Linked DNA regions of Homo sapiens: region 2 is linked to region 1. The links are chromatin loops, found by intact Hi-C in ENCODE. Cell type or tissue: thyroid gland. All regions are shown on one strand. Links, peaks and the distances in the headings refer to the core of each region. The heading gives the core; the rest is flanking DNA. Region 1 overlaps SGK1 (serum/glucocorticoid regulated kinase 1). Region 2 overlaps SGK1 (serum/glucocorticoid regulated kinase 1).

The links. Hi-C counts contacts between places; a loop is a spot of excess contacts. Peaks named below come from ENCODE experiments on the same cell type or tissue, not always from the same donor. Only the 100,000 strongest peaks of a DNase experiment are listed, where the experiment ranks them.
Region 2: a loop joins it to region 1, with 2.7 times the contacts of the local background. A loop is called at or near these places in 10 of 110 quality-filtered maps.

Annotation. Positions count from the first base shown.
Region 1 is chr6:134,177,875-134,187,582 of GRCh38, forward strand. The region is part of intron 3 of SGK1 (serum/glucocorticoid regulated kinase 1); the gene reads right to left. Among named protein-coding and RNA genes, the nearest start is that of SLC2A12, 130 kb to the left of the region's middle. In thyroid gland, for the core only: a CTCF peak has its summit at 781; a DNase peak (open chromatin) is centred at 4,057; H3K4me3 peaks cover 430 bases; H3K27ac peaks cover 2,145 bases.
Region 2 is chr6:134,263,671-134,273,378 of GRCh38, forward strand. All of the region lies in intron 1 of SGK1 (serum/glucocorticoid regulated kinase 1), which reads right to left. Among named protein-coding and RNA genes, the nearest start is that of SGK1, 50 kb to the right of the region's middle. In thyroid gland, for the core only: no CTCF peak of the experiment used is centred there; DNase peaks (open chromatin) are centred at 4,451, 5,531 and 5,861; H3K27ac peaks cover 4,742 bases.

The DNA of each region.
Region 1 (9,708 bases), core at 781-8,780:
TATCAAGGCAATTTAAGTACAGGAAGGGAGCAAGCTGCAAAGTTCAACACTGGGCCATTTATTCTCCCCATTGCGACATCACTCAGAAAATTACAGTCATCAGTGTCCTAGCTTTATTACACCCCCAGCACGCACACAAGAAATGTAACTTAACTGATTATCCTCACAAATCAGTCCGGAAAAAATTCAAAACACATGCACAGGATTTATTTTCTCAGAGGCTCTGTGGCATGCATTCCGGGAGGAACGTGGCATTCAGGTCGGAGGGTTCTACGCGGAATAGAGAATAGATGCAACCGTATGATTTGTGGTTGGAAAAGAAAGGGAACGTCTGATGTGCTCCTTCCTCCCCTACCCTAATGTTCAGCACTTGGAGACGGATGGTCGGCTAAACTTATCATTTAACCGAGAGAATCAAGTTGTTGAGACTGGCTTTTCTTCCAACCGGATACGTGATGGGTGGAGCAGGCGCCCCCTGTTCTGTCCCAGCAACCTACTAAGACTTCCGAACAGGAAGGTGACACACGGCGGAGGGGTGCTTGAGGGGAGGGGGAGACGGGGGAGCTGTGTGTGACGCGCGCCTGTTAACACTGCACAGGCATTAGGTTGCCCTGTAGCTGCTATTCAAACTCTTGATCTGTTCTTCCTTCCTGTCGCCAGCCTCTTTCTTTGGTCCAGATAGTCCTCCTACTGGGAGGAATCCGGCCCCTTTCCTCATACTCCCTGGTGGCGAAGTGGTCCGAGTAGCCTCCCGAACTGTTTGTAAATGCAACCTAGAGGGCGATCGAGTTCTCTGGGAGAACTTGCTCCATATACGCGTATACGCGGCTTCCCCCACTTGTCTCCTGAGGTTCTATTGGTCCAGGGAATTTCTCTACAACACCTTGTGCAGTCATAGAAAATATAGACGGCTTGATAGGAGATAGGCTAATTACCTCCCCACTCCTCCAAGCGAATTGTCTCACATTTATGTCTCGGTGCTGGGAAAACTGCAGTCAAAACCCTCAAGTAGGAATGACTGACCAGGATGAAAAGTTTGCACTGAAACTAAACGTTTCCCAGTGCATGTGCATTTTAATGCTTCAGAAAAAATTTTTTCACTCTTCTATTTTATTTTTTTATTTCTTTATTTGTCACTCTATAGTCTGATGGACTATAAATGCTAAAACCTGAGAGCTTCACAAAGATATGACTTTTTCCATTTAATTTTAAAAGGCTTATAAATTATTGATATTTCTCAACATATTAGAGAAAATATTTTGAAAAATATTTTTTATAAGGACTTAACCATATTCACTCTTAAGACACTTCTTAAATGTATCAGCTGTAATTGTCATGATTCCCCGGGTATGTTATCTTCCATTGATAACAAGGCAATATAATTGTTTCATATTGTTCAAAGTACCATCAATTTTAGAACAATCCTATGAAGAGTTTAAGTTCCCATACTTTTTGATTCATTGTTTGATGCTCACAGAAACCTTTCCCTGGAACACCCTCAAAAAAGCTCATAGAAATACCAGAAAACATAATTATTATAATTATAGAAAACATAATTATTACTCTAGAGAGAAACTGAATGGATCAGTTTTTGTTGAAGGTTGTCAGCAAAGGCATGTCTTTTTTTTTTTTTTTTTTTACAGAAAATGATGATGACAAATGAGTTTATTCATTATAGCTATTATAGACAAGTCACTGGCAATGGTGGTTATTTAAATGTCTATTTATAGACACAGGTTGTATAGTAATTATTACCTTCCATATTCATAATTGTCAAATTTGACATGCAAAAAGATGTGATACAGTAGATAACTAAGAGAACACTATCTCTAATCATAGTGTTAAAAGTTATTAAAACCCACAAAACTAATTATTTCATTTATCGCAGGGTTTATATTTTTTCCAAGACAGAGGTGATAATATTCTACACCCATTCCTTCTAAAAAGTGAGCCCATAGGAAAATTGACGGGAGGGTAGGAACAAGATTTGGTAGTAAATTTTTTATGTCATTCAGGGGATAAATTAAAGAGAAGCCAGTGGGAATACTTGACATGGGAGGAATGAGAAGCTTTTTTTGTTTGTTTGTTTTTGTTTTTGACATAGAGTTTCACTCTGTTGTCCAGGCTAGAGTACAGTGGTACAGTCACAGCTCACTGCAGCCTCAACCTCCTGGGTTCAAGTAATCCTCCCACCTCGGACTCCTGAGTAGCTGGGACCACAGGCACATGCCACCATGCCTGGTTAATGTTTTTATCTTTTGTAGACACATGGTCTCACTGTGTTGCCCAGGCTGGTCTCAAACTCCTGGGCTCAAATGATCCTCCTGCCTCAGCTTCCCAAAGTGCTGGGATTATAAGTATAAGCCACTGCGCCTCACCTGAGGAATGAGAATCTACATAGCAAGAAACAAACAGATCTTTCTCAGGCTGAAAACTTACCCATCTCCATCTTGGCAATGTTGTCAATGTCTGATTTAGTATAATCCAATCAATGATTAAAAAAACAAAACATCAGCTAGAATGCAATATGATAGGTAAGGAATTGTATGTATGTGACAACTTTATTTTTGGTTCTCAGGATTGACCTGGAAAATGGTGTCCACAGAACTTTACATAAGATTATGAAAAATGATACATTGGTCTGGACAGAAGAGTAAATTGGAAAAATTTGTAAGTCAATATTTAATACTATTGGTAAACTCAAGAGGACTGTGGTGGCCAGGTGCAGGGGCTCACACCTCTAATCCCAGCACTTTGGGAGGTTGAAGCAGGAGGATCACTTGAGCTCAGGAGTTTGAGACCAGCCTGGGCAACATAGTGAGACCCTGTCTCTACAAAAAATACAAAAATTATCCATACATGGTGGCACGCCTGTAGTCCCAGCTACATGGGAGGCTAAGGTGGGAGAATCGCTTGAGCCCAGGGTGTTGGAGGTTTCAGTGAGCCAAGATCTTGCCACTGCACTCTCGCCGGGGCAACAAAGTGAGATCCTATCTCAAAAAAAAAAAAAAAAGGACTCTGGCCTTATATTTTTGGCATGCCTTTACTGTTAGGCATTTGCATTTTAAAAGGCCACTTGTCAACTCAAAAAATTTAATTTGCAATGATAAAATGTCAAGCATTCAAACAAGAAACAGGTCTGAGAGCTTTGGGGTGAGAGGCCTCCCGCAATATCTGGCCTGGTCGGCCTCCTCTCCATTCTCTCCAAGGTAAAACTACGTGGGCATCTACTTCCCCCACAAGTCCAGCAGCCAGAATCCTTCCTAAGACACACATATTAAAGGTGTAACTGACACGAAGGCAATATAAAGGGCTCTCTTTCACCCCCACTTTATTTACAAAGGGCCAATAGTAAATAAGGAGTCTGGATTTCTGGTGGACATCTTTTGTCAAACTAAAGTGAAACCTGAAAGCTTTGATTTGCTCAGTATAAATCTCTCTCCAAGTCTCTCCCGTTTGTTTTCTTTCTTTCTTTTTCTTTTTTTGAGACGGAGGAGTCTTACTCTGTCGCCCAGACTGGAGTGCAGTGGCGTGATCTCAGCTCACTGCACCCTCTGCTTCCCTGGTTCAAGCAATTCTCCCGCCTCAGCCTCCTGAGTAGCTGGGATTACAGGCACGTGCCACTACTCCCAGTTAATTTGAGTACTTTTAGTAGAGATGGGGATTCACCATGTTGATCAGACTGGTCTCGGATTCCTGACCTCAAGTGATCCACCTGCCTCAGCCTCCCAAAGTGCTGGGATTACAGGCATAAGCCACCATGCCCGGCCCAAGTCTCTCCCATTTCTGAGCCTATAATCAATCTAGAAGGAGGCAACAGAAGCTCGGGCCACCCCTAAGGACTTAAGGACTGTTTCCTGTAAACTCTGTGTGCCAGTTGTAACAACAAAAGATACATGTAATAGTAACCAGCAATGGAAAAACCAGTTATGGGGATGTCAGTCTAGTTGGCGACAACTGAGGCTTGCTACCTGTGAGTTTTTTTTGTTTTGTTTTGTTTTGATATGGAGTCTCACTTCATCACCCAGGCTGAAGTGCAGTGGCGCAATCTTGGCTTACTGCAACCTCCGCCTCCCAGGTTCAAGTGATTCTCATGCCTCAGACTCTCAAGTAGCTGGGATTACAGGCACCTGCCACCACGCCCGACTAATTTTTGTATTTTTAGTAGAGACAGGGTTTTACCATGTTGGTCAGGCTGATCTCAAACTCCTGAGCTCAAGTGATCTGTCCTCCTCAGCCTCCCAAAGTGCTGGGATTACAAGTGTGAGCCACTGTGCCTAGCCATACCTGTGAGATTTTAGACAAGGTATTCTCTAACCCTTAATCTTGTCAGCTGTATAGCGGGGAGAGTTATACCTGCCTCATATAAGTTGTGAAAAATAATGGAAATAGGCCAGGTGTGATGGTTTATGCCTGTAATCCTAGCACTTTGGGAGGCCAAGGTGGGTGGGTCACTTGAGGTCAGGAGTTCGAAACCAGCAGGCCAACATGGTGAAACCCCGTCTCTACTAAAAATACAAAAATTAGCCAGAAATCACTTGAACCTGGAAGGCAGAGGTTGCAGTGAGCTGGGATTATGCCACTGCACTCCAGCCCGGGCAACACAGCGAGACTCCGTCTAAAAAAAAAAAAAAGGAAATAAAGAATTTAGTAAGCGCCTCTCTCATGTTGGAGTTTTAAGTAGAAAATATGATCTGTGTATATTTGCCAGCCCCACCCTACGCACATCACAAGTACAAACAACACTGTCGCACAGTGCAAAGGGTTCCAACAAATCAAAACAATACATCAAGTAATTATGGGCTGTGAGTAAGGCACTTGCACAGCATGGGCCACTTAATCTGCTGGGCCAAGGCGAGGCCTATGTGACAGGAATTCCGTGAAAGGCCTGAATGATAATCCAACCTCCCCCTCCTCCATTCAGTCTCCCTCACAGACAGTGCTCCTGAATGTGCTGTATCAAGAAACGAAATGCCATGATTACTGAATAAAGACTTGTTTACCAAGTGTTTGCAGCAAAGACTGAAGTTTAGTGTGAAAAAAGTGGAGAGCAAACCAAAACTAACTCAAGAAAGTTTTTACTTGCTCGAGGAAACAACAGAAGGCAAATATAGACCTATTGAGAGGGTGGAGTCATTGAAAGAAGATCAGAGGCCAGTCATACTTATCGTGCTTTTTCTAGGTCAATAAGCTTATCCTGCAGGAATGAGAAGAGGAACAAGATCCAGCTGAACCTAGCCTCTGTTAGTTTTAATCATTCAGATCTCTGTGGTGCACCTCTTTCATTTACTGATTTATTGTATTGATATAAGTTGATGAACATATTTTGGGGTAACATGGTATTTTGAAACATGTATACAATGTGTAATGATGAAATTAGGATAATTGGGATATCCGTCATCTCAAACATTTATTTTTTCTTTGTGTTGAGAACATGCTAATTCTTCCCTTTTAACTGTTTGGCAATATACAATAACTTATTGTTAACTCTGATTTCCCTACTGCCATATCGAATGCTAGAACTTATTCCATCTATCTAGCTGTACTTTGTACCCATTAATGTGAATGGGTTCTTGACAGGCACTGTCTTAAGCCCTGAATCTAACAAGGATGTCATGATGGGCAGCGTTGCTGTACTCAGGGAGGGTGTGGTCTATATTTTGTAAAATGGAACTGCACGTTCCCAAAAGCAAAGGTGAGCTTATAGACATTTCTGATTTTCCTCAGGCCCCGCTATGCCTTAATGTCATTAAAGTACAGCCTTGGGCACGTTTGATCATTTAGATTATCTAGTTTTTCAAGTGAGGAATGTGCTGGAAAGTCTTCTGCAGCTCTGATTTTGTACAGTTCTATGATGTCTGGGAAAAAAAATAAACCCAGAAGGAACTTCTGGAGGCCCAGAACTACTCTCCTGGCATGGTTTCCTATAATAATGTCCCACACCCAGCTGATCCTTTAGAAGAACCTGTCCCCACCCCACCCCCACCCCCCACCCCCGGCATTGGATCCTTCGGTCAGGAATTTGTGTGCTTAGTTATTTAAATCTCAGGTGTTTCTCTGGACCTTGAGTTCCCTGAAGGCCAGGCAGCACAATTTGTGTCTCTCACCTGCCTAACATTCTCTAATCAGGTCGCTGCCTGCCCCTCTGACCTCTCCTCCTACCTTCTCCCTCCCTCCAGGTTTGTACCACTGTGGTGCTCTCTGTTCCCTTTGCAGGCCAAGCTAGTGTCTGCCCGAGGGACTTTGTCTTTGCTGTGCCCTTCACCTGGAATGCTTTCCTCCTCAGGCTCACATGGCTGGCTCCTTCTTGTCATTCGGATCTCCCAGTAAATATCACTTACAGGCCGGGAGCAGTAGCTCACGCCTGTAATATCAGAACTTTGGGAGGCTGAGGCGGGCAGATCACGAGGTCAGGAGATCAAGACCATTCTGGCCAACATGGTGAAACCCCGTCCCTACTTAAAAAAAATATATACAAAAATTAGCTGGGCGTGGTGGTGCGCGCCTGTAGTCCCAGCTACTTGGGAGGCTGAGGCAGGAGAGTTGCTTGAACGCAGGAGGCAGAGGCCGCAGTGAGCCGAGATCACATCACTGCACTCCAGCCTGGGTGACAGAGTGAGACTCCATCTCAAAAAAAAAAAAAAAAAAAAAAAAATCACAGTGACGCAGTGGACCAAAAGTAGCCAGCAGCTGACCTTTCTTTGTCATTCACTCTATTTCAATTATCTGCATATTAGTTTTATTATGTGACTTTTTCTGGGTTTATTGTTGATTTACCCAACTAGAAAGTAGTCTCTATGAGATAGGGATATCATGTTTGTTTGTTTAAGACAGGGTCTTGTTCTGTCCCGCAGTCTGGAGTGCAGGGCTGTAATCACGGCTCACCACAACCTCTGCCTCCCGGGCTCAAGCAATCTTCCCACCTCAGCCTCTCTAGTAGTTGGGACCACAGGTGTGTGCCACCATGCCTGGCTTATATTTTATATTATTTGTAGAGATGAGGTCTTGCGGTGTTAGCCAGGCTGGTCTCGAACTCCTGGGCTCCAGTGATCCGCACACCTAAGCCTCCCAAAGTGCTGGGATTATAGGCATAAGCCACCGACCCTGGCCGGAATAATTATCTATATTATTTGCCACATCATCCCTGGTGCCCAGGAGAGGGCCTAGCCCACAGGAAGTGCTTGAGAAATAAAATGCTTTCATAATGGTTTGCATTAAACCCCCTCTATGGACGATATCATATGAATTTGGCTTATAGAAAAGTATGCCATTGTAACCTGTTTTACTCTTGTCATCCAACCAACTTTCCTCAAGAACTTTAGAACTTTTCTTCCTGCCAGGGGATGACACAGTCACCTCATAGACTGTTTTCTTTCTGTCTTGCAGCCATGAAGTTCTCCATAATTTTTGTATTGCCAGAAAGCCTGAATGAACATTTAGCACAACCCCCTTCTACTTTATATCCCTTTATATCCTCCCAAAATAGCCTTCTCTACACAATGATAAGGACTTGATAAAAGGGCCCCTATTGTGCAGTCCCAGCCTGGACAAAGTAGTTTTAAAGCCATAGCAGAATGGCCATCAGGTTGTCAGAAATGACAAAAGCCACAGCACATATGCAAGTGGTACAAATGCTTAGTGCCAAGTTAAGATATGAAACTACACTTTCATATCTCTATGAGTGTGTGTGTGTGTGTGTGTGTGTGTGTGTGTGTATTAGTTTTCTGGAGAGACAAAACCAATAGGATATATCTAGAGGGAGACAGAGAAAGAGATGGAGAAAGAGAAAGAGAAGAGAGGAGATTTATTAGGGGAATTGGCTCATACAATTATGAAAGCTGAGAAATCCCATGGCAGGCTGTCTGCAAGCTGGAGACCCTGGGATGCCACTAGCATGGCTCAGTCCAAATCTGAAGAACTGAGAATCCGGGGGCTGCTGGTGTAAGTCCTAGCGTCCAAAGGCCAAAGGCTGGAGAACCTGATGTCCGAAGGCCGGAGAAGAAGCATGTATCCCAGTTCCAGGAGAGTGAGTGACCTACCCACGGTTCTATCTAGGCTCCCAAGCGATTGGACACTACCCCCCACACCCCCCTGTCCCCGCATTAGTGGGGGCGGGTCTTTTCTACTTAGTCCACCCAGACTCACACATCAGTCTCCTTTGGAGGCACCCTTAAGGCCACACCCCAAAATAATGCTTTGCCAGTTCTCTACGTATTCCTTAATCCAGTCAAGTTGACACTTAAAATTAACCATCACACGTTCTCACCTTTCAACTTGGCAGCCATTACACATCTCTTTGTATCACACTTAATCTCCAAATAAAGACAATAGCAAAGTGATAATTCTACCTAATATAATGCACCTGTTCTGTGTACAACAGAAAACATACCAGTCCCTTCCCCAGAAGAGAAGGTAAAGTCCTTGGGTGATGTTTACTCTTCTGCTGATATCCCATAACTTAAATACTATGATATAAAATTAACAATACTTAAATACTGACATAAAGTCAATAAATCTTGTAAATACTGATATAAAGTCAATAAATGTGTTACATGATAAAGACATAAGAGAAGAATGAAAACAAAGATATTAATATATGTACATAGACGCACAACATATTCTTAACAAAACAGGGAGGAAATACTCATCACAGTTGCAGTGCTTGGTTCTGTAACTGGTCACGTGATCATAGCTGGTATTTATAACTACCTTCCTTTACCACCCATTCTATATTTCCTTTACCTTCAACAAGAACCTCAGTTGATTGTGGTTCTTTATGTGGCAGGTGACCCAAACCTACATTTCTGAAGAGTCTGGGCCATTCACAGACTTACTCAGATTGAGTTGTTGTAATTTCTCATTGACCTTAATCACAGGACATGGTAATACTAAGAGACATCCTAAGGGATCTCCTGTATTTCAGACATACACTTCTGGGTTTTTTTTTTGGTTTTTTTTTTGAGACGCAGTCTCACTGTGTCGCCCAGGCTGGAGTGCATGGGTGTGATCTCGGCTTGCTGCAACCTCTGCCTCCTGGGTTCAAGCAATTCTCCTGCCTCAGCCTCCCGAGTAGCTGGGATTACAGGCACCCACCACTATGCCCGGCTAATTTTTGTATTTTAGTACAGACGGGGTTTCAGTATGTAGGTCAAGCTGGTCTCGAACTCCTAACCTCAAATGATCTGCTCGCCTCGGCCTCCCAAAGTTCTGGGATTTCAGGTGTGAGCCACCGTTCCTGGCAGACATACACTTCTTTATCTCCATTGTGGAATAGTAGTCCAATTTCTCCCTAGTATTTTGAATCAGTTACTCCAGCCAACATCATAACTCCCTTCTTAGCTTTTTGATTCAGAGGCATGAGGATCCCAAAGTGGCTGGGTGGTAGTCTTAACTTCCAGTTCAATGGAATCATTGTTGTGTCTCCGGAAGCACTCCTCCCTCTGGAACTAAGACCTCCAGGCCTGCAGATCATAAAGTCGTGGGAACAGAAAGCAAAAATGTTTCCAATGGGTCACTAGGGGGAATAGTGAGTGGTGCCACTCCCATTTCCACCCCTTCCACCCCTTCCATTTCTGGACCTGTGGATCCTGGCTATGGGAGAAGCAGCACCATATACTGGATGTTGATTCAGAGCATATACAACTTTCTGGAGAACCTTGCACCAGCCATGCAAAAAAATCATCACCGTAACTTCAAAAGGCCATTACA
Region 2 (9,708 bases), core at 1,310-9,309, 86 kb after region 1:
AAAGCTATTCTAATATTAACAGGCATGGTATTTATACAGCATTTCAAAAATCAAGGCACTTTTTAAAGTGTTTGATGTGTATAGTTTTTAATCCTCAGAACAGGCAGGGTGAGGTGGCTCACACCTGTAATCCCAGCACTTTAAACTTTGGGAGGCTAAGGCAGGCAGGTCACTTGAGGCCAGGATTTTGGGACCAGCCTAGCCAACATAGCAAAACCCCATCTCTACAAAAGAAAATAAATAAGTAAATGAAGAATAAAAAATTAATTAATTAGTCCTCAGAAAAGTTTTATAAGAAAGGTACTATTTTCAATCCCATTATACAGATGGAAAAACAAACGCATAGAGATGTGAAGCAAATTTCCCCAGGGCACAGTGTTGTTATGGAGTAAAGGCGGGATCCAGGCACCTTGAATCCAGAGTTTATAAACATGCAATTTTCTTTTCTTTCTTTTTTTTTTTTTTTGAGACAGAGTCTCGCTCTGTTGCCCCTGGCTGGAGTACAGTGGCGCGATCTCAGCTCACTGCAAGCTCTGCCTCCTGGGTTCACGCCATTCTCCTGCCTCAGCCTCCCGAGTAGCTGGGACTACAGGCACCTGCCACCATGCCTGGCTAATTTTTTGTATTTTTAGTAGAGACCGGGTTTCATCGTGTTAGCCAGGATGGTCTCGATCTCCTGACCTCATGATCCGCCCACCTTGGCCTCCCATAGTGCTGGTATTACAGGCTTGAGCCACTGCGCCTGGCCATGAGCATGCAATTTTCTAAGAAGCACTGAAGTGTTGTTAAGACTTATGGTCACTGGTGCTTGAAATTTATTTTGATTTACTATTTCACTTTCATGCTCTTCAAAACTCCTGAGGATTCTTTTATATTCAACCAATTAGTGAAATTAGCCTATAGCAAAAGGACAAAGAAGTAAAATCACAGTACTGAATTTTAGTTAGTGATGCTACAATTATTATTATTATTATTTTTGTTGTTGTTGTTGTTAAAGGGTCTTGTTTTGTTCCCCAGATTGGAGTGCATTGGCACGATGACAGCTCACTGCAGCCTTAACCTCCTAGGCTCAAGCGATCCTCCCACCTCAGCCCTCCCAAGTAGCTGGGACTACAGGCGTGCACCACCATGACTGGCTAATTATTTTTAAATTGTTTTGTAGAGACAGGGTCTTGCTATATTGCCCAGACTGGTCTTAAACTCCTGGCCTTAGGCGATCCTCCCACTTTGGCTTCCCAAAGTGTTGGGATTACAAGTGTGAGCCACCATGCCCAGCCTGCAATTAACTTTTTAAAAAACACTGAGGATAAACTAAAATTGCAATAGCAATAATGTTTAAGCAATTTATTATATTACTTGATAGAATATTTTGCTATCACTAAAATTAAGTATTATGAAGACTGTGAAAATATGAAAAATATTTAGAACATAATTATATGAGAAAAGCCAAATACAAAACTGTTTAATTGCTATAATCACAAATGTAAAAACATATGTACTAACTATAGGCCGGGTGCAGTGGCTCACGCCTGTAATCCCAGCACTTTGGGAGGTCGAGGCAGGCAGATCACCTGAGCCCAGGAGTTCAAGACCAGCCTGGTCAACATGACAAAACCCCATCTCTACAAAAAACACAAAAATTAGCTGGGTGTAGTGTTGGGCACCTGTAATCCCAGCTACTCAGGAGGCTGAGGCAGGAGAATCGCTTGACCCCTGGAGGTGGAGGTTGTGGTGAACCAAGATCATGCCATTGCACTCCAGCCTGGGCAACAAGAGTGAAAACTCTGTCTCAAAAAACAAACAAACAAACAAACAAAAAAAATATATATATACACATATATATTTTATATATACATATATATTTTATATACACATATATATTTTATATATATACATATATATTTATACATATACATATATACATATACATATATATTTTATATATATACATATATATATATACATATATATATACACAGAAACACTATAGACATAAAGTAGGAGAGTTAAGAGGCAAAATAGAAACTGCTGTGTTTATTGTTAGTATCATGGGTGTTTTATCTGTTTTTACAACTCTTCGTACTTTAACTTTTAAAAGAATAATATTTTATCAGAATCATAAATGTATATATATATATACATTTCTTTAAAAAATAGAGTCTCACCATGTTGGTCAAGCCAAGCTGGTTAGAACTCCTGGGCTCAAGTGTTCCCCTCCCAGCTCAGCCTCCCAAAATGCTGGGATTACAGGCGTGAGCTACCACATCCAGCCACAAGTGTCTTTTAATTGCTTTATTTATTTATTTCTTTATTCATTTATTTATATTTATTAAGATGGAGTCTCTGATTGTCACCCAGGCTGGAGTGCAGTGGCGCGATCTCAGCTCACTGCAGCCTCCTCCTCCCTGGTTCAAGTGATTCTCCTCCCTCAGCCTCCTGAGTGGCTGGAATTACAGGCACCGTGCCCCCACGCCCAGCTAATTTTTGTATTTTTAGTAGAGACGGGGTTTTGCTATGTTGGCCAGGCCGGTCTTGAACTCCTGATCTCGGGTGATCCACCCACCTCAGCCTCCCAAAGGGCTGGTAATACAGGCGTGAGCAACTGCACCTGGCCTATATGTACTCTTTTCAATAGCCATTTAAAATATCTTTGTGAGGCCGGTTGTGGTGGCTCACACCTGTAATCCCAGCACTTTGGGTTTGGGAGGCTGAGGCGTGTGGATCACCTGATCTCAGGAGTTCAAGACCAGCCTGACCAACATGGTGAAACCCTGACTCTCCTAAAAATACAAAAATTAGCTGGGCGTGGTGGTGCACACCCGTAACCCCAGCTGCTCCAGAGGCTGAAGCAGAAGAACGGCTTGAACCTCGGAGGCAGAGGTTGCAGTGAGCCTGAGATCATGGCACTGCATTCCAGCCTGGGTGAAAGAAGGAGACTCTGTCTCAAAAAAAATAAAATATCTTTTTGAGTTTACTATCCTAAAGTTAAAATTTTGGGTTTCCTTAAATATTTCTGTCACTATAGGGCCCCTTAAGCATGTTAGTAGGTATATTAAGAATGTTTCGCTGATTCATTAATGGAAGTCTAAATGAAACTTTAAAAGTTTGAGACTCCAATAGAATGTATCTTCTTAATGTTAGTACTAAATGTGTTTTTGATCAGTCTAAAAAGTGTTCAATTTCATTAGAGATGGATAATGTTTTTTATTATTCTTATTCAGATAGTTTTGGGCTTGAAGTCTGGTAACTGTTCTTGCTTTGTCTCCAACGTTGTAGTTTAAAATCAATCTTTTTACTCTGGCTTACTTTCAATGTCTCTTTTGCCAAGTAGATTTAACTTTAGGGTTACTGTGAACAGGATTTAAACAGATGATAAATCTATTCAAATATATTTGTAAGTTGTATGCCTGGACTAAGAATCTTTGTATCTTGAAATGTATATCTCCCCTGACTCCCTGAACACCCGCACTCTAGAGCTTGAGTTATGGCCAACAAAATAAAATTTTTTTTAAATATTCTTTTTTCATGTTATTTTTATTTCTTTTTGTTTTTTATTTTTATATTTTCTTTTTCTTTTTTTTAATATGTTACAGTCTGAATATGTTCATAGTGACTTTTCTGTTTGTTTGGTTGGTTTTTTTTACAGAGATACAGTCTCACTCTATTCCCTTTGTTGGAGGGCTGTGGCACGATCATAGCTCACTTCAACCAAGAGCTCCTAGGCTCAAGCTATCCTCTCGCCTCAGCCTCCCAGTTACCTGGGACTACAGATGCGCGCCACCACGTTCGGCTATTTATTTTTTGGAGAGACGGTGTCTCATTATGTTGCCCAGGCTGGTCTTGAACTCCTGGTCTCAAGTGATCCTCCTGCCTTGGCATCCCAAAGCTCTGGGATTACAGACATGAGCCATTACACCTGGCCAGAATAAAATTATTAAAGGGACATACTATTTATTTAATAAAATAAGTAAACTATAAGTAAGAAGGAAAATAAAGCATATGAATGATCAGGATCATTGCGGGTGGAGGGCTCAATTTTAAACAGTATGAGCCAGGATACTATCGGATACTCCCTCTCTGTCCACACAGAATGTAGCAAGGGATATGGAGAAATACTCCCTTTCTCCAGAAGCATCAGAGAAAAAGTGTTACTTACAAAAATGAATCCAGCAACACATTTCTAACCGGACTGTTGCTGAATTTTACTGCATGCTTTGTCTTAAAAAGGTTTTGTCTCCATTGGCTTAGTCCTTATACTGGCTTCAACGTGTCCCTTCTTTATGACTCCTTGACACTTTTCACCAGCTTTGAAGCCTCACAAGTGATTTTTACAGGCCCAATTAAGGACAGAGTTTACGATGTTTGCTTGCTCTTGAGAGAGTGGCTGGACCGACCCAGTGAATGCACAGGAGTTAGGCAAGGTGCCCTTCAAAACTGCTGAGTAGAGAAATCCTCCCACGGCCCCTCGGGGAATTCAAGCTACAACTGGCCCATTGTGTTTCCTCAGGCTGCGGATTGCTTTACTGGAGGGAGTAGCTGACTGTGAGTGGCTTTGGGAGCCCTTCATAACAATGGCTGGAGGAGAGCTGCAGCAGCTGTGTGTGCGAGAAACACGAATGCCCGGATGCCAGCGGCAGCCTGGGCTCCTGGGCCTCCTGGGCCACCTGGGCCCTAGTTTTATTCAGAGCTACACAACTGTTTGTGAAGCGCATTGTAAACAAACATAGACGGGGTGAGACATCCTCTTTATCCTGAATAAATCAAGAATTCCCAGGCCGGGCGCTGTGGCTCATGCCTGTAATCCCAGTACTTTGGGAGGAGGCGGGCGGATCACGAGGTCAGTAGATCGAGACCATCCTGGCTAACACGGTGAAACCCCGTCTCTACTAAAAATACAAAAAAAATTGCCGGGCGTAGTGGAGGGTGCCTGTAGTCCCAGCTACTCGGGAGGCTGAGGCAGGAGAATGGCGTGAACCCGGGAGGCGGAGCTTGCAGTGAGCTGAGATCGCGCCACTGCACTCCAGCCTGGGCGACAGAGCGAGACTCTGTCTCAAAAAAAAAAAAAAAAAAAATTCCCTCACTTGGGGTTTATAGGAGACTGTTCTCCAAACCACACCAGACTTTTAGAAGCAACTACCTCTACAGATACCGGGGTGAACCAGTAAGGCCCTTCATTTAACTAGACAGAAACTGAGTGAACAGTGGGTAAACAAAATATTCAACCAAATTCTTTGCTAAATCCAGTCCACCTTGGTTTTATTAATGTCTTTACTTGGAAAAAAAAAAAAAAAAAGCCATCCAAAAGCAATCCCTCAGTCTAGAAAATTGCCAGATGTGATTAAAGAGATTGGCTGGCTTCTAGGGATTTTCCACTTGTGGTTTTTTCCTATTATCTAAGAGCAAACAGATATTACTATTAATTTAAAATAGTTTAGCTGATAATGATATCAACCGATACAGGAAAATTATAGAGAGTTTAGGTACTTAGGTGTGAACTCAGGTGGCAACACCTACTCTCATTGGCCCCCGTCCTTTTAGGGGGAAGAGCTGACTCTCTTAAAAAGCCAAGAGAGCTTGAAGTTGCCTTCTGTAATTTCCAAACAGGCATTTTTTTTTTTTAATTATAGAGAACTGACTTTGCTTACTTGACGCCTCAATAACTTTCAATTTCGAGAGAGTCAGCCCAGTTTTCTAGTGAAATTACTTGGATAGGTCAATAGATTATAAAAAGGGAGGCCAGGTGAGGTGGAGGCCGAGGCAGGTGGATCATTTGAGGCCAGGTGTTAAAGACCAGGCTGGCCAACATGGTGAAACCCCGTTTCTACTGAAAACACAAAAATTAGCCACCATGGTGGCGTCCACCTGTAATCCCAGCTACTAGGGAGGCTGAGGCAGGAGAATCCCTTGAACCCAGGAGCCGGAGGTGGCAGTGAGCCAAGATCGTGCCACTGCACTCCAGCCTGGATGAAAGAGTGAGACTCTGTCTCAAAAAAAAAAAAAAAGAGAGAGAGAAAGTAAGAGACCTGCATGCCTATGCCTCTCCCAGAGGGTGCATGCTAGCAGGTTAGTTACGGCATGAGTGTAATTTAGGAGAAGGCTCCTGGAAGCAAATTCATCTCACACTGATACTGGAGCCTGAAGCTGCTTCATAGCATGTCTCCTAAAATATAACAGTGCTGTAATATTCAGTAATATTAATCAGATATCTTCACCCCAGCTATATGTCATCATCATGTATCTGTCTTTTCTCTCTCTCTTTTTTTTTTTTGAGACGGAGTTGTACTTTTGTTGACCAGGCTGGAGCGCAATGGCGCGATCTCAGCTCACTGCAACCTCCGCCTCCCGGGTTCAAGCAATTCTCCTGCTTCAGCCTCCCGAGTAGCTGGGATTACAGACGTGTGTCACCACATCCAGCTAGTTTTGTATTTTTAGTAGAGACAGGGTTTCTCCATGTTCGTCAGGCTGATCTCGAACTCCTGACCTCAGGTGATCCATCCACCTTGGCCTCCCAATCCCAAGCCTGTTGGGATTACAGGCGTGAGCCACCGCACCAGGCCTATTACTGTCTTTTCTCTAGTGTTTGTAGTGTTTATTGCTTGTATAAAACAACAGGACTTTTATGCTAACTGGTCTTGATATTAAGCCTATGTCACCTTTCCAACTGGATCATAAGCATGAGAATAGCTTCTTAGGCCTTAGGAAAAAAAAAAATTCCAGAGGCTAGTGTATGGGCTTACAAACAAACTAGGTAATAAAAATAGGAATCTCTTGATTGCTTTTAATATTTACTTATAGATCTCAACAAGTTTTGCTAACATCCTCCATCAAGGTAATACAGATTTTCTATTTAAATATTTCTCTTTAACACGCAAGACCTATCCTGGAGCAGGCACCCTGAGAAGATGGAGTGACTTTTAGAATTCCCTGACCTTCTATGCTGTTGTCCTTGGGATCTCCCAGTCCTTTCCTCTCACCTTGACCTAGTTGCATCCTCTTCTAGATTCTCAGGGGCCAACCTGTGTCTCCAGGCCTAGTCCGGAGGATGGAGTGGTGGGGAGGACTCTGGGGAAGTGGGAAAACGGAGACGCAATGCGTCCATGTACCCTATTTAATGTTGCTGCTCACAGCAGGCAGCACCCCAGCTCCGTCTCTTCAGAGGACAGTGCTTGCCTGTTCTTCTAGCTCAGTAAGTATAAAGTCTCCCTCCTCATCCTCCCCATTGAGGAATCCACCCCACCCTGTCCCACCCCACCCCACCCTACACTGCCAAGTGTTAAATAGATAAAGTGCAGGAATTCATCAACGTACGTTTTTCTTTGGAAATACAGGTGAAGTTTTTCTCATTTCTTTAAATTGTGGGACTCTGCCAGGTGCGGTGGCTCATGCCTGTCGTCCCAGTGCTTTGGGAGGCCGAGGCAGGCAGATCACCTAAGGTCAGGAGTTTGAGACCAGTCTGGCCAACATATAGTGAAACTCCATCTCTACTAAAAATACAAAAATTAGTCGGGCGCGGGGGCACATGCCTGTAATTCCAGCTACTTGGGAGACTGAGGCAGGAGAATCACTTGAACCTAGGTGGCGGAGGTTGCAGTGAGCCGAGATTGCACCACTAGACTCCAGTCTGCAGAGTGAAACTGTCTCAAAAAAAAAAAAAAATTGTGGGACTCATTCTTTTCGTTTGAATTTGTCTTTCCTCGATATGTACTTTTTTTAGATATAAAAAATTGTTTTAAAAAGAGAAAGTAGGAAAATTATTTTAGGTACTATCTCTACGGGACAGTGTATGTTATTTGCTTTTGGAAATTAAGGCTCAGGGAAAATAGAAATGCTGGTGTAATCAGTGGAGAAGAACCTGGCTATCCTGTCCGTCAAAATCCACTGAGCTTTGGAAACAACTTCCTCCCCTCTTTCCTCCAAGAAATCCCCTTTTCCAGTGTTTTTTTTGTTTGTTTATTTTAGGTTCAAGGGTACATGTGAAGGTTTGTTACACAGGTAAGCTCATGACACCGGGATTTGTTGTACAGATTATTTCATCACCCAGGAATTAAGCCTAGTACCCAATAGTTATCTTTTGTGCTCTTCTCCCTCCTCCCACTCTTCACCCTCCAGTAGACCCCAGTATCTGTTGTTTCCTTCTTTGTATTCATGTAAGTTCTCATTCCAGTGTTTTTCTGTTTGTTTGTTTTTTTGAGATGGAGTCTTGCTCTGTTGCCTAGGCTGGAGTGCAGTGATGCGATCTTGGCTCACTGCAACCTCCACCTCCCAGGTTCAAGCAATTCTCCTGCCTCAGCCTCCCGAGTAACTAGGACTACAGGCACACACCACCACACCCAGCTGAGTTTTGTATTTTTAGTAGAGACAGGGTTTCACCATGTTGACCAGGCTGGTCTCGAACTCCTGACCTCAGGCAATCTGCCTGCCTCGACCTCCCAAAGTGCTGGGATTACAGGCATGAGCCACCGTGCCCAGCCTTTTTTTTTTTTTTCTTGAGACGGACTCTTGCTCTGTTGCCCAGGCTGGAGTGCAGTAGTATGATCTCAGCTCACCGCAACCTCCCGTTCCTGGGTTCAAGGAATTCTCCTGCCTCAGTCTCCTGAGTAACTGGGATCACAAGTGTGCACCACCATGACCAGCTAATTTTTTTTTTTTTTTTTTGTATTTTTAGTAGAGATGGGGTTTCACCATGTTGACCAGGCTGGTCTCAAACTTCTGACCTCAGGTTATCTGCCCACCTTGGCCTCCCAGAGTGCTGGGATTACAGGCGTGAGCCACTGCGCCTGGCCTCATTCCAGTGTTGTTGTTGTTTTTTTAACTGTCTCTCTCTCTCTAGGCTACTGTCTCTCAGCATATTAAACACCTTGTTCTTGCAATATCTCTAAAAGCTAGCGAACAGACTGCAAGCAAAACATCCTCTTTACACCCACAAACTCTTCCTTTTTCCCGCAGCCACCTTTCACCACCACCCAACTCTTCTCTCTTAGCCGAGCTTCATGAAAAAATAATCTCCATTTCCTCATCTCACATTTTCTCCTCAACCCATTTGCTCATTAAATGGCAATTTGTTCATTAAATGGTATTTATGGATTGCTTAATATTTGCAAGGACTAAAGCGAAGAACATAATAACAAAAGTCTCATTTCATAAAATGAAGCTTGCACAAAGATGCCAATAAACCTCATTGTCAAATCCAATAGACATTTCTCTGTGCTTACTTCATTTGCATATACTCTGCAGCATTTAAAAGCTTTCACAAAGGTTCAACAACTATTTGCCTGGCATTATGTGGTTGGGACAGAAAGAAATTTAATGTTGACCATCGAAAGAGGATGCTTGCATTTCAGAGGGGCTGATACATGAGACTGCGGTTTATCACAGCAGGTCTACCCTCCCCAGAGCTCAGTTTCTGCCCTTGTAAAATGGAGATAATAATTATGCCTACTTTACAAGGGTTTTGTGAGGACTAAATGAGATGATGCAGGTAAGCCCAGTGCTTGACACCAGGTGAATCCTTCACAAATATTTGCTATTGTGGTTATGGCTTCATTCCATGGAAAGAGTTTTATACAAAGGGCCATTGGAGAAAAGATGGAGGGTACTTGGTCCAGTCAGGAAAAATCAGGGAAGGCTTTCTGGTGGAAGTGATGGTTAAGTTGAATCTTAAAAGCTGAGTTACACTTTGGGAGGCCGAGGTGGGCGGATCACGAGGTC